Regions from separate parts of the Homo sapiens genome. Here regions 1 and 3 are each linked to region 2. Evidence: chromatin contacts called from ENCODE Hi-C or POLR2A ChIA-PET data. All regions are on one chromosome and are shown on one strand. Each heading gives the region's core, a stretch centred on a gene start or an enhancer-like site at or near the end of the contact. The rest is flanking DNA. Distances are from core to core; before and after follow the strand shown. Region 1 holds the start of SPEGNB (SPEG neighbor). Region 2 holds the start of CRYBA2 (crystallin beta A2). Region 3 holds the start of TUBA4B (tubulin alpha 4b).

Evidence for each region. Hi-C counts contacts between places; a loop is a spot of excess contacts on that map. ChIA-PET counts read pairs that join two places held with the same protein, here RNA polymerase II (POLR2A). Pooled maps may share reads with other maps.
Region 1: a pooled map shows a loop between it and region 2 (1.9-fold over the local background). The contact joins the promoter of SPEGNB here to the promoter of CRYBA2 in region 2. A Hi-C loop is called at or near these places in 1 of 37 single-sample maps with no recorded cell type and 6 of 50 pooled maps. POLR2A ChIA-PET finds 5 or more read pairs at or near these places in 3 of 52 experiments (B cell, MCF 10A and activated CD4-positive, alpha-beta T cell).
Region 3: a map of gastrocnemius medialis shows a loop between it and region 2 (4-fold over the local background). The contact joins the promoter of TUBA4B here to the promoter of CRYBA2 in region 2. A Hi-C loop is called at or near these places in 1 of 168 maps with a recorded cell type or tissue (gastrocnemius medialis), 1 of 37 single-sample maps with no recorded cell type and 2 of 50 pooled maps. POLR2A ChIA-PET finds 5 or more read pairs at or near these places in 2 of 52 experiments (HepG2 and OCI-LY7).

Annotation. Positions count from the first base shown.
Region 1 is chr2:219,494,397-219,497,561 of GRCh38, reverse strand. It overlaps SPEGNB (SPEG neighbor), which reads right to left and starts at 1,431. Exons shown (of 5, transcript NM_001286811.2): 1 at 1,345-1,431; 2 at 1,080-1,207; 3 at 446-753. The coding sequence starts at 1,207. All of the region lies in intron 1 of ASIC4-AS1 (ASIC4 antisense RNA 1), which reads left to right. RefSeq lists enhancers at 1-431, 432-1,249, 1,250-2,067, 1,801-2,095 and a silencer at 1,946-2,126.
Region 2 is chr2:218,991,675-218,994,696 of GRCh38, reverse strand. It overlaps CRYBA2 (crystallin beta A2), which reads left to right and starts at 1,275. Exons shown (of 4, transcript NM_057093.2): 1 at 1,275-1,681; 2 at 2,454-2,595. The coding sequence starts at 1,521.
Region 3 is chr2:219,251,965-219,255,134 of GRCh38, reverse strand. It overlaps TUBA4B (tubulin alpha 4b), which reads right to left and starts at 1,892. Exons shown (of 4, transcript NM_001355221.1): 1 at 1,716-1,892. The coding sequence starts at 1,727. It overlaps TUBA4A (tubulin alpha 4a), which reads left to right and starts at 1,217. Exons shown (of 4, transcript NM_006000.3): 1 at 1,217-1,279; 2 at 2,905-3,127. The coding sequence starts at 1,277. RefSeq lists enhancers at 165-234, 1,665-1,724, 1,755-1,834 and a silencer at 885-1,254.

The DNA of each region.
Region 1 (3,165 bases), core at 182-2,681, 500 kb before region 2:
GTTAAAGGGACTTATCCCTGCCTCTCCTACTTCTCGGGGTCGAATAGAGGATCAAGAGAGATAAGGCGGGCGAAAGCCCCTGAATGTTCACACATCTCGCGGTGCCTCAGAGACCGCTCCGGGTAGTGGAAATTGCCAGAGTTGGGAGCCAGAAGACCCGGGTCCAACCCTGGCTCTGCCTCTGGCTTGCTGTGTGACCTTGGGGACCCGGAGCCGCGTGATGGAAGTCCACAGCTGACTGCTCAGCCCGGGTGGAGCTGGATCCCGAGGTAGGGAAGGACGCACTTGGCTGGCGCGGCGATGCGCCCCAGGCCGTGCCCAGAGCTGGGCTGGCGGGGACCCTGTAGCTAGGCCCAGAGGTAAACACGCGCAGCTGGACCGGGCTGCGGGCTCTGGCTGAGTGGTGCTGGTCTGCGCCCTGGCGCTGCGCCCGGGGCGCGCGTACCTTCCACGAGGATGCGCGCCGAGTCGGAGCACTGGCCGAAGGGGTTGGTGACGTTGATGCTGTACTGGCCCAGGTCTGCCAGCTCGCCGTCGCGCACCACCAGTGCCACCACGTCAGGGTCCTCGAAGACGTAGCGGTACTTGGGACCGTCACGTAGCTCCTTGCCGTCCTTACTCCAGCGGATGAATGGGTCCGGGAAAGCCGAAATGCGGCAAGTGAGCTTGGCCGCGCTGCCTTCGATCAGCACCACGTCCTTCAGCGGCTCCAGCACCCGCGGCGGCCCCTTCTCGCGCAGCTCCTTCCGGGACCTACCCGCGGGCCGAGTCAGGGCCCAGAGTTCCTAAGACAGGCCCGGCCACAGCCCTTACCGCGAGCGCACCATCTCCTACCTGCCCCCTGGACCGGCCAGACCCCTAAACGTGTGGCTTGGTAGGGAAGAGGACTGCTCCTGAACTGCTGCCCTGATAGGATGATGCATTCCTCCCGGCCACTCCCCCATACCTCAGTAACGACCCTCCCCTGAGACCACTCATTCTAAAGGCTCCTGACGCTGCTCAGCGCTTACTCAAACCCTACTCAAGAGTGCGCTCTCTGCAGCTCCCTTCCTCCACAGGGCTCCGGGGTTCCCTCTCACCTGTGGCCCCGGTAAGAGGCCTGGATACGAATGGCCGCACTCTGGACCTGTGGGTCATTGATGTCCAGGGTACATCCAGGAGCTGGGGCCACAGCCACTGGCTTTTTGGCAGGAGCTGCTTTAGACATCTGGGGAGTGGGCGACAAATATGGGGGTCCAGGTTGAGACAGAGGCTCCCACCTTCAGCCCTTTTCCTCCCTGGTCAGAACATTCAGGGAGATGGAGGAATGGGGGTGTCTGCGGCTTCTCTGAGGATCAGACTCACCGTGGAGGGGTTGACCTAGGGACTTGAGTCGACTGGCTGGATTGCAGGCAGCACAGAGCCCTTCTGGATGGCACAGTAGGGGTGCAGGCAGGTGCTCAGCCCTGGGCCCGGTTTTATACATCGCTCCCCTCCTTGCCTTGTTTGGCGTGGTTGCCCCAAGCCCCCCGGGGCCCCATCCGCCTCCCTCTGACTCAGGCAGGCTCTTTATTTAGCCTGTGGATGCCTGGGATGCTGGCTCAGCCGCTGGGCTAGGCCCGTGGGGAGAAACCCGAGCAGCTCTGAGGTGCACCTTGCGTCAGCACCTGGACAGCTGGACAGCTGGATGCTGCCCTGTCCCCTCCCAGGGCAGGGGGTATCCATCCCACTCCCAGGAGGACCAGATTCAGCCCCTAGCTGACAAGAGATCCAGCTTCCTGCTGGGGCAGCTTTTCAATCAGGTTGGGCTCTGGATAGTCAGACAACACACCCTGTTGGTTAAGGGGTTTGAGTGTTTCTGGGGTTTCCCTGAATACAGCCAGAGTAGCATCGGACTTGGTCCTCAGGGCCCCTACAGCTAACGGCAACAGGGCCACGTGGCTGTCAAGACCAATCCAGAAGCTCCTTACTCTTCCCCTACCCCCAACCCCAGGAGTCCAGGGTTGTCACTTCCACACTGTGCCCCCTGGCGGTAAACTGAGATAAACCGGGAGGGGACGGGAAAGATTTTTGAGAATAGCAGCCCCTCCATGCCTTCCCCATCCCCACTCACTCCCCTCGATGTCACATGGTGGGGGCTGTTTAGACTGCACTGTCCTTGGAGATTAGCACCACTACTGGCCCCAACCCTAGGTCTGCCCAATTCCTTTTTGGGGGCATAAATTGGTGCATAGGGGCATCAGACCACCTGGGGTGAAGGGGTTCAGTTAACCCCTCTGGGGATTGCCTGGAGGCCAGTCTGCCCAGGCCGGGCACCGGGCAGAAGCATTGCTTCCATTCATTGGAACTACCCGCCCTAGTGTGGGGGCACTGTCACGTTTTGATCAGAGCAATTTTGACATAGCTCTGCTGACATAAATTACCTTTGCTCCTCCGGGTTTGGAACAAGCAGTTCACATGCCATTTCCAATGGAGATGGGAAGGGAGCTCAAGATCAGAGCGGGGACGGGAGAGGAATTTTACCATTTATCAAGATATGAGTTCAGGCACCTCATTTTTATACAAAACACTTGCAGTGTGTAGGGGATTGGAGATTCTTACAGGCAAACTGTATATCTTCATCGCTAAAATGACAGGTAGGCAAGGTGTCGTTCTGGTCCCTTCCAGCTGGCTTTAACATCCTGTTATTTTATGATGATGGGGCTTGCCTCTTCCCTGGGGTCCTGAGAAGCTAGAGAGGCTGGGCTGGGCTGGGCAAAAGGGTTGTCTGGGCTGGAGCCAAGGGGCCCTCAACCTCCATCAGCAACACAGCAGTGACAACTCTGTCTACCCTGGTCAGAGGCTTTGTTCCTTTTACTTTGCCAAGAACAGAATTTTGAAGGTGGGGATGAGGGAAACATTTCCTCTGGAGACAAGGAGGTCTGGGTCCCTGCCAACCCCCCAATCCCTCGTCCCCAACCTCAGGGCAGAGCAGCTCAGTCCTAGGTCCCAGTGACCATTCTATGGCACGGGTGTGGCTAGAATTGAGGTGCTTTAGCACCCAGCAGACCTCCTAACTTGCCATGTGGACAAGAAGGTCCAGGCTGGTGTGTCCCTCAGCCCTAGGAAAATGCTGGACACAGCAGACTAGAGCACTCCCAGCTGGTGCTCTCCATGTGCTCTGATATGTGCTGTGACATGGAGGGC
Region 2 (3,022 bases), core at 26-2,525:
GAGTGCAGTGGCTTGATTTCGGCTCACTGCAACCTCCACCTCCTGGGCTCAAGCAATTCTCCCATCTCAGGCTCCCAGGTAGCTGGGACTACAGGCGCATGCCAACACGCCCGGCTAATTTTTGTTTGTTTTTGCAGAGACGGGGTTTCACCATGTCGCCCAGGCTGGTCTCAAATTCCTGGGTTCAAGAGATCCTCCCACCTGGGCCTCCCAAAGTGCTGGGATCACAGGTGTGAACCACTGCGCCCGGCCCTGGGAGATTTCTTAGCTGTGACCCCTGCACCACATTCCAAAGCCCTCTGGGCCTCCACTTCTTCATCTGCGAAATGCAGGACAATAACAGTATCTTCCTAGCAGGTCAGTGTTAGAATTGATGGAGTTCACGCACCCGAAAGCCTGAGCAGAGAACTCGGCCTGAACTAAGCGCTTCATCCTCAGCTGCTAACTCTCAGGCAGACGTCGAGGCTGGAACCCTTAGAGCCTGGAGCTTTGTGGGAGACCCGCAGCGGCACCGGTTGAGCCGAGCTAAAGCCCAACATTCTTCCTACCTCCCGCGGCGAGCCACTCCCTAGGTGGCTATTATGCCTAAACACTGAGTAAACCGCGCGGCCCTCGGGCGGTCGTTTCCAGCGCCCGGCGCCGCCGCGTGGCGAGTCCTGACCACCGCCTCCTCTCCTTCCCGGGCCCGAGGACACCCCGGGGGCGCGGCGCAGGATCTGGGAACGCACGCTTGGGAGGAAAAGGGCCGCGATGGACCGATCCCCCAGGAAAAAGAGGACTGAGCACATGAAGCGAATCCTTTGGGCAGAGCCCTCTCTACCTCCGCCTTAGCATCGCCCAAAAGAGAGGCCTGGACTAGGGCCGAGGAAGGCTGGCGATTAGACTCTGGGAAGAACTTCCGCTCAGCGAGTCAGCAGCGCGGTCTTAGCCCGAGGCCCAGGGGAGGCCAGGTCCCTTCGTCCCCGAGGGCCGGGACAGGGAGGGCGCGTTCTGCCCCGAGGCCTGGCGTGCCCTGCCTGGCTCAGGCTGGAAAGAAAGAAAGCGCGGAGTCAGCCTGGGCTGCGGCGGGCGCGGGGTGCGCGCCTCAGCACTTTCTGTTGTCTTTCCCGCGGGCTGGGGCCACAGCGGCGGCTGCGGGAGAGGCCTCGGCTCCCCAGCGGAGACCAGAGCCGACCGCAGCCTGCCTGCTGACTCAGCGACCCCACCCCCGAGGGAAAGGGTGCGGACAGGGGGACAAGGCCCAGGTATAAAGCTCGGCCCGCCCGGCCGCGCGCAGCCTCGCAGCCGGTCCATTTCCCTCGCGTGCCGCGCTCACCCACCCGGTGAATGCCCTCTGCTGGGGTGGGGAAGGGAGGGGAGCGCGGGAAGACTGCGAGCCCCTGGCAGCCGGGTCCAGAGCTAGGCCGGGTCCAGCCCCCGGGTTCTTCATCCGCTACCCAGGTTGGGCAGGCTGTGTGTGGCTCGAAACGGGGCTCTTGAGACGCTGAGCGCGTGGTGCCACCCTTCCTGTCCGCAGCGGCATGAGCAGCGCCCCCGCGCCGGGCCCGGCGCCCGCCAGCCTCACGCTCTGGGACGAGGAGGACTTCCAGGGCCGTCGCTGTCGGCTGCTAAGCGACTGTGCGAACGTCTGCGAGCGCGGAGGCCTGCCCAGGGTGCGCTCGGTCAAGGTGGAAAACGGCGTGTGAGTGATTGCCTGGCCGCGGCTGGGCTGGGTTGAGGGGCGCTGGGTTCCACCGGCCTAGGCTCAGAGCCTCAGCCCCCTGTCCTGTGAGCCCTGGAGAGACCTGCCAACATGGGAAACCCCATAGCCTCCCCAAAATTCCCCACCCATCGCAAGATAAATCATGGGAAACTGTGTATTTTTGTGCTAGCTAAAGAGACACAGGCGAGAAGCGACCCCTTGAGGGTCCCTATGGGACCCCACCGTGAAGGGGTTTCTAGTGTACTTACACCCTTCCCAGAGTTTTTCTCTGTGCAAAATTAGAAGGCTCTGCACTTGGCTTAACAAAAGAAACCCAATCCCTTTCCCTGGCCCCACCCTGGTCTCCCAGAGCCCAGCTTTTCCCACCCTGCCGCCCCCTACCCCTGCCCCAGCTGAGGTCCCAGTTTCTGCTGTGATATTCGGGAGGGGTCCTCCAATGTGTCCCCATGCAAAGGCCTAAACCCTTGAGGCAGGAGCACTGGGTCGGGAGATCTTCATAACCAGGAAAACTCTTTCCCAACCTGGGGTCCTTGAGGGGGAAGCCTGGGCGCCTCAAACCCCAGAAAGCAGCAGGTTTTGGACCTTTAGTTCCGAGAGGGGCTGGATTGCCATACAATGGGGGTGTCAGGGGAAGGGTTTGGGGTTGGAGAAAAACATTGTGCTTCTCAGTCTTTTCAATCATGGCCGGCAAGGGGGAGGGCAGAGAGGGTGCGGCTGGGGCAGATACCTCCCAGCTCTTCTCCTTTTCCAGTTGGGTGGCCTTTGAGTACCCCGACTTCCAGGGACAGCAGTTCATTCTGGAGAAGGGAGACTATCCTCGCTGGAGCGCCTGGAGTGGCAGCAGCAGCCACAACAGCAACCAGCTGCTGTCCTTCCGGCCAGTGCTCTGCGCGGTGAGCACAGCCCACTTCTCCTCCCCTGCCTCCTAGCTCCAGGCCCTGGCCTCACCATGGCACCTAGAAAGGCTGTTCAAGCCCTGCATGGGGTGTGTGTAAACAAACTCCGAGATGGGTGGTAGTAGCATTATTTCTCAGAATCAGAAGGGTGTCTCCAAGAAAGTTGGGATTGTGGGCGTAGGCCCGGAGCCCAGAAATCATCACCACGGACAGCGCTGAGGCCATCCCAGTCCTGAGTGCCCAGGGTTCCCCCACATTCCATCGTCCACACGTGTGAGTGAGTGCCTCTGTCGTCACACAGCCATGTGAGGTCGGGTTGACTGCTGTTAGCCCCATACACAGGTGTGGAAATGGGGCTCAAAGGGACAAAGTGGCTTGCCCAGGGTCACTGAAAAGAGTCAGTCTCAGTGTGTTTGTGTGTGTG
Region 3 (3,170 bases), core at 643-3,142, 260 kb before region 2:
AGGTTGCAATGAGCTGAGATTGCACCACTGCACTCTAGCCTGGGTGACACAGCAAGACACTGACTCAAAAGAGAGAGAGAGAGAGAGAAAGAGAAAGCAGAAGTAGCTTGAAAAGATGGGGTGGAGAGAACGGAATGAAATGTAGAAAGAAGGGCTTCTGCGGAGACCAGGGGCTGAGTGCTGAGACCATTAAGGTGCGGGTTGCAGATCCTGCTCTTGGGTTAGAGACAGAAGAGACCAAGAGTCAGAATCATCCAAGATATGAGAATCTCGATTTTCTTCTTTTCTCTTCAGAGGCAACAGACATTTTGATAGCTTACAACAATGTTTCCACTATGACATCACTGTCTCCTTTTCACCCACGAAAATGTCAAGGACTCAGTGAGGTTAAGTCACTTGCTCAAGGTCACACAGGGTAGCCTGGAGGAGAATCCAGGTCCTGAGGTCCCCCGGTCAGCGCTCCCGCAGTTCTGGCAGCAGGGGAGTGGGCAGGTGCCCTCAGCGAGGGCATCATAGTGACTGCGCTGATGACAGCGCCACTGACCCGCGGGCGGCCGGCGAGCCGCGGCAGATTCCGGGGTCGGCCCCGGCAGACAGGCTGCGGGGCTCGACTCTGCGGGAGCGCCTAAGGCATTGGCAATCTGGGGCTCAGGCTGTGCAGTTCTGGGTCCTCGGCCGCCCACAGGCGTCGGCGAAAGGCTGCCGCCCCGGCCGGGGACCAGGAAGCGTCAGGCAGCTGGCAAGGGCTCCCCGGGGACGCGCCACAGCCTCACAGCCGGCCCGAGTCTCCTGGGAGGCAGGGCTGGAAGGGCAGGGGTGAAGGCCAGCTGTGGCCGCTTGGGAAGGACCGCCTCGCCTGCTCCCGACCTAAGTCAGAACACCTGGATGACCGGTGCCTCCAGGACGCAGGTGCAGGTGAGACTCGCCCTGCCACAGCACCCTGCATCTCCGCGGAGGCCCTCGGGAGCCCAGCGTGTCTGCTCAAAACGAGGAAAGAATGGTTAAAGCCCGAATCGCGACTCTTAATCCCAGCGGGACAGGTGAGGGACCCCCGCGCAGCTTGGGGAGGGTACCAGGCCAGGCTCCGCCCCTCGGGGGGGCCGCTTACCCTCCCGGGAGGCGTGGCCTGCGGGCCGCCCAGCCTCTAGTGGGCGAGCGGGGAACGCGGGCCCCGCCCCCCCCCCGCCTATAAGGGCGGTGCGGCACTGCAGCTAGCGCAGTTCTCACTGAGACCTGTCACCCCGACTCAACGTGAGACGCACCGCCCGGACTCACCATGGTGAGTGCGGCCCGGCCGGGGTCGCGCCTGTCCCCTAATTGCCCCTCTCCTTTGGGGGACACTTCTTCCAGGCATGCTCGGGGACCTCCACCGGGCGTTCCGGGTCTCCAGGAGGTGCGAGGGTTTTGCATCCTCCCTCCCCAACCCCCTCCTGGTGACTTTGGCCGAGCCGTATAGTTCACCTTCGGTGGCTGGGGTTGGGGCTTGGGGTGGAGTGCGACTCTTCAGTAACAGAGAGGAACCCTTCCTGGCACTCTGCTCCTGCCTTACGAGCATTTGTGTCCCGACTCTGTATGAGAGTCACGCGGGCCCGCGCCCCGTCCTTTCCGCGGGCAAAAGAAGACGGGTTTGGCTGCCCTCTTACATCCCCAGTCCCTGGTCCTCAGCACTGACCGAGCACGTGCTTGGCGCTAGAAGGTGGAAGGGGTCAGGTTACCTGGTGCCGCATCCCCCTTTCCTCTGTGTATGCATTCCAACTATCCACAGAACCACCCCCCCCCCGTGACTCAGCACCCCGCGTCTGAGCTGAGAGGGTTGGTGGGAACGGGGTTCGGCCTCCTGAAGCGAGCTGGCCCTCTCCAGCCGAAGCCCGGGTGCGCGGATGGGCAGAGACAGCTGGCGCTGAGCACTGCGCGGGCCGAGGCCAGGTTGGGGGGAGGGGAGAGAGGTGCATGTAGGGGGTGGTATTTATAGCCCAGGAGCGGGGGCCGAAACCCAATCCCCGCTTTGGGCTGGGAAATAACTGTAAAGACTCCAGAGGGAGAGCGGATGTAGGGCTGGGCTGCAGGATGGCGCCCATCCTGCCCGGGACAAGGCGGGTCACCTCTGGGGCCTCACCGCAGGTTCCACTTCCTTTCTGGGTATTTGGAAACCGTCACCCCGCCATTTCGGTGTGGGAAGAGCGCGCGGGCCCTGCCGGACTTTAGTGCTTTAGGGGTTAATTTCGGGCTGACAGGGACGGAGCCTAAGGCAGTGAGCGCCCCAGTACCCTCAAACCTTATTGCTGGCCCCTGCTGTCTGAGCTTACAAGCATTACCGCCGCTATTTCCGTGCGGGCTGACACGGGAGATGAAAGTGGTGAAGACACCCAGGGTGCGGGGGTGGAGGTGGGGAGAGGAGCCAGATGGGATTGATCCCCAGAGCCAGATGGGATTTAAAGGTGAGGGAGGAGGGCATCCTGATGGCGTGTGGTCAGTTGATGCCAGATTGGATGGCTGAGACACCTCTGCAGCTTACAGGAAAGAAAGAGGGAAAGGGTTCTATGAATTCTAGCTGTTCATACTCAAAGCAAATAATTAATCAAGTGGGGGGGGGGCCTCTAGCTGTAAACCCATACCTCTAGGAAACCTTTTGTCATGTGGAGCCACAGTGCTCACTTGACAGATTCCCCACTGAGAAGTGGGCTAAGAGGTTGGCCTGCATTGCTGGGTGCCTCCAGGTGGGGAGTCCTGTACCTGGGAGCCCGGGCAGGCTGCTACTCTCTTCTCACCTCTGCCCAGCCCCAACCCTCCACTCTTGCCAACTGAGTCATCCTAGCTGGTAGATGATAGGGTGGAAGAGAGACTCGCAAGGTGAGGACTTGTGGATGTGGGGCTCATGCTGTGTCCCCTCTCTCTATCCCTCAGCGTGAATGCATCTCAGTCCACGTGGGGCAGGCAGGTGTCCAGATGGGCAATGCCTGCTGGGAGCTCTATTGCTTGGAACATGGGATTCAGCCTGATGGGCAGATGCCCAGTGACAAGACCATTGGTGGAGGGGACGACTCCTTCACCACCTTCTTCTGTGAAACTGGTGCTGGAAAACACGTACCCCGGGCAGTTTTTGTGGATCTGGAGCCTACGGTCATTGGTGAGAGGAAGTGGGGACAAAATTGAAGGGGGTGGAGCATGAC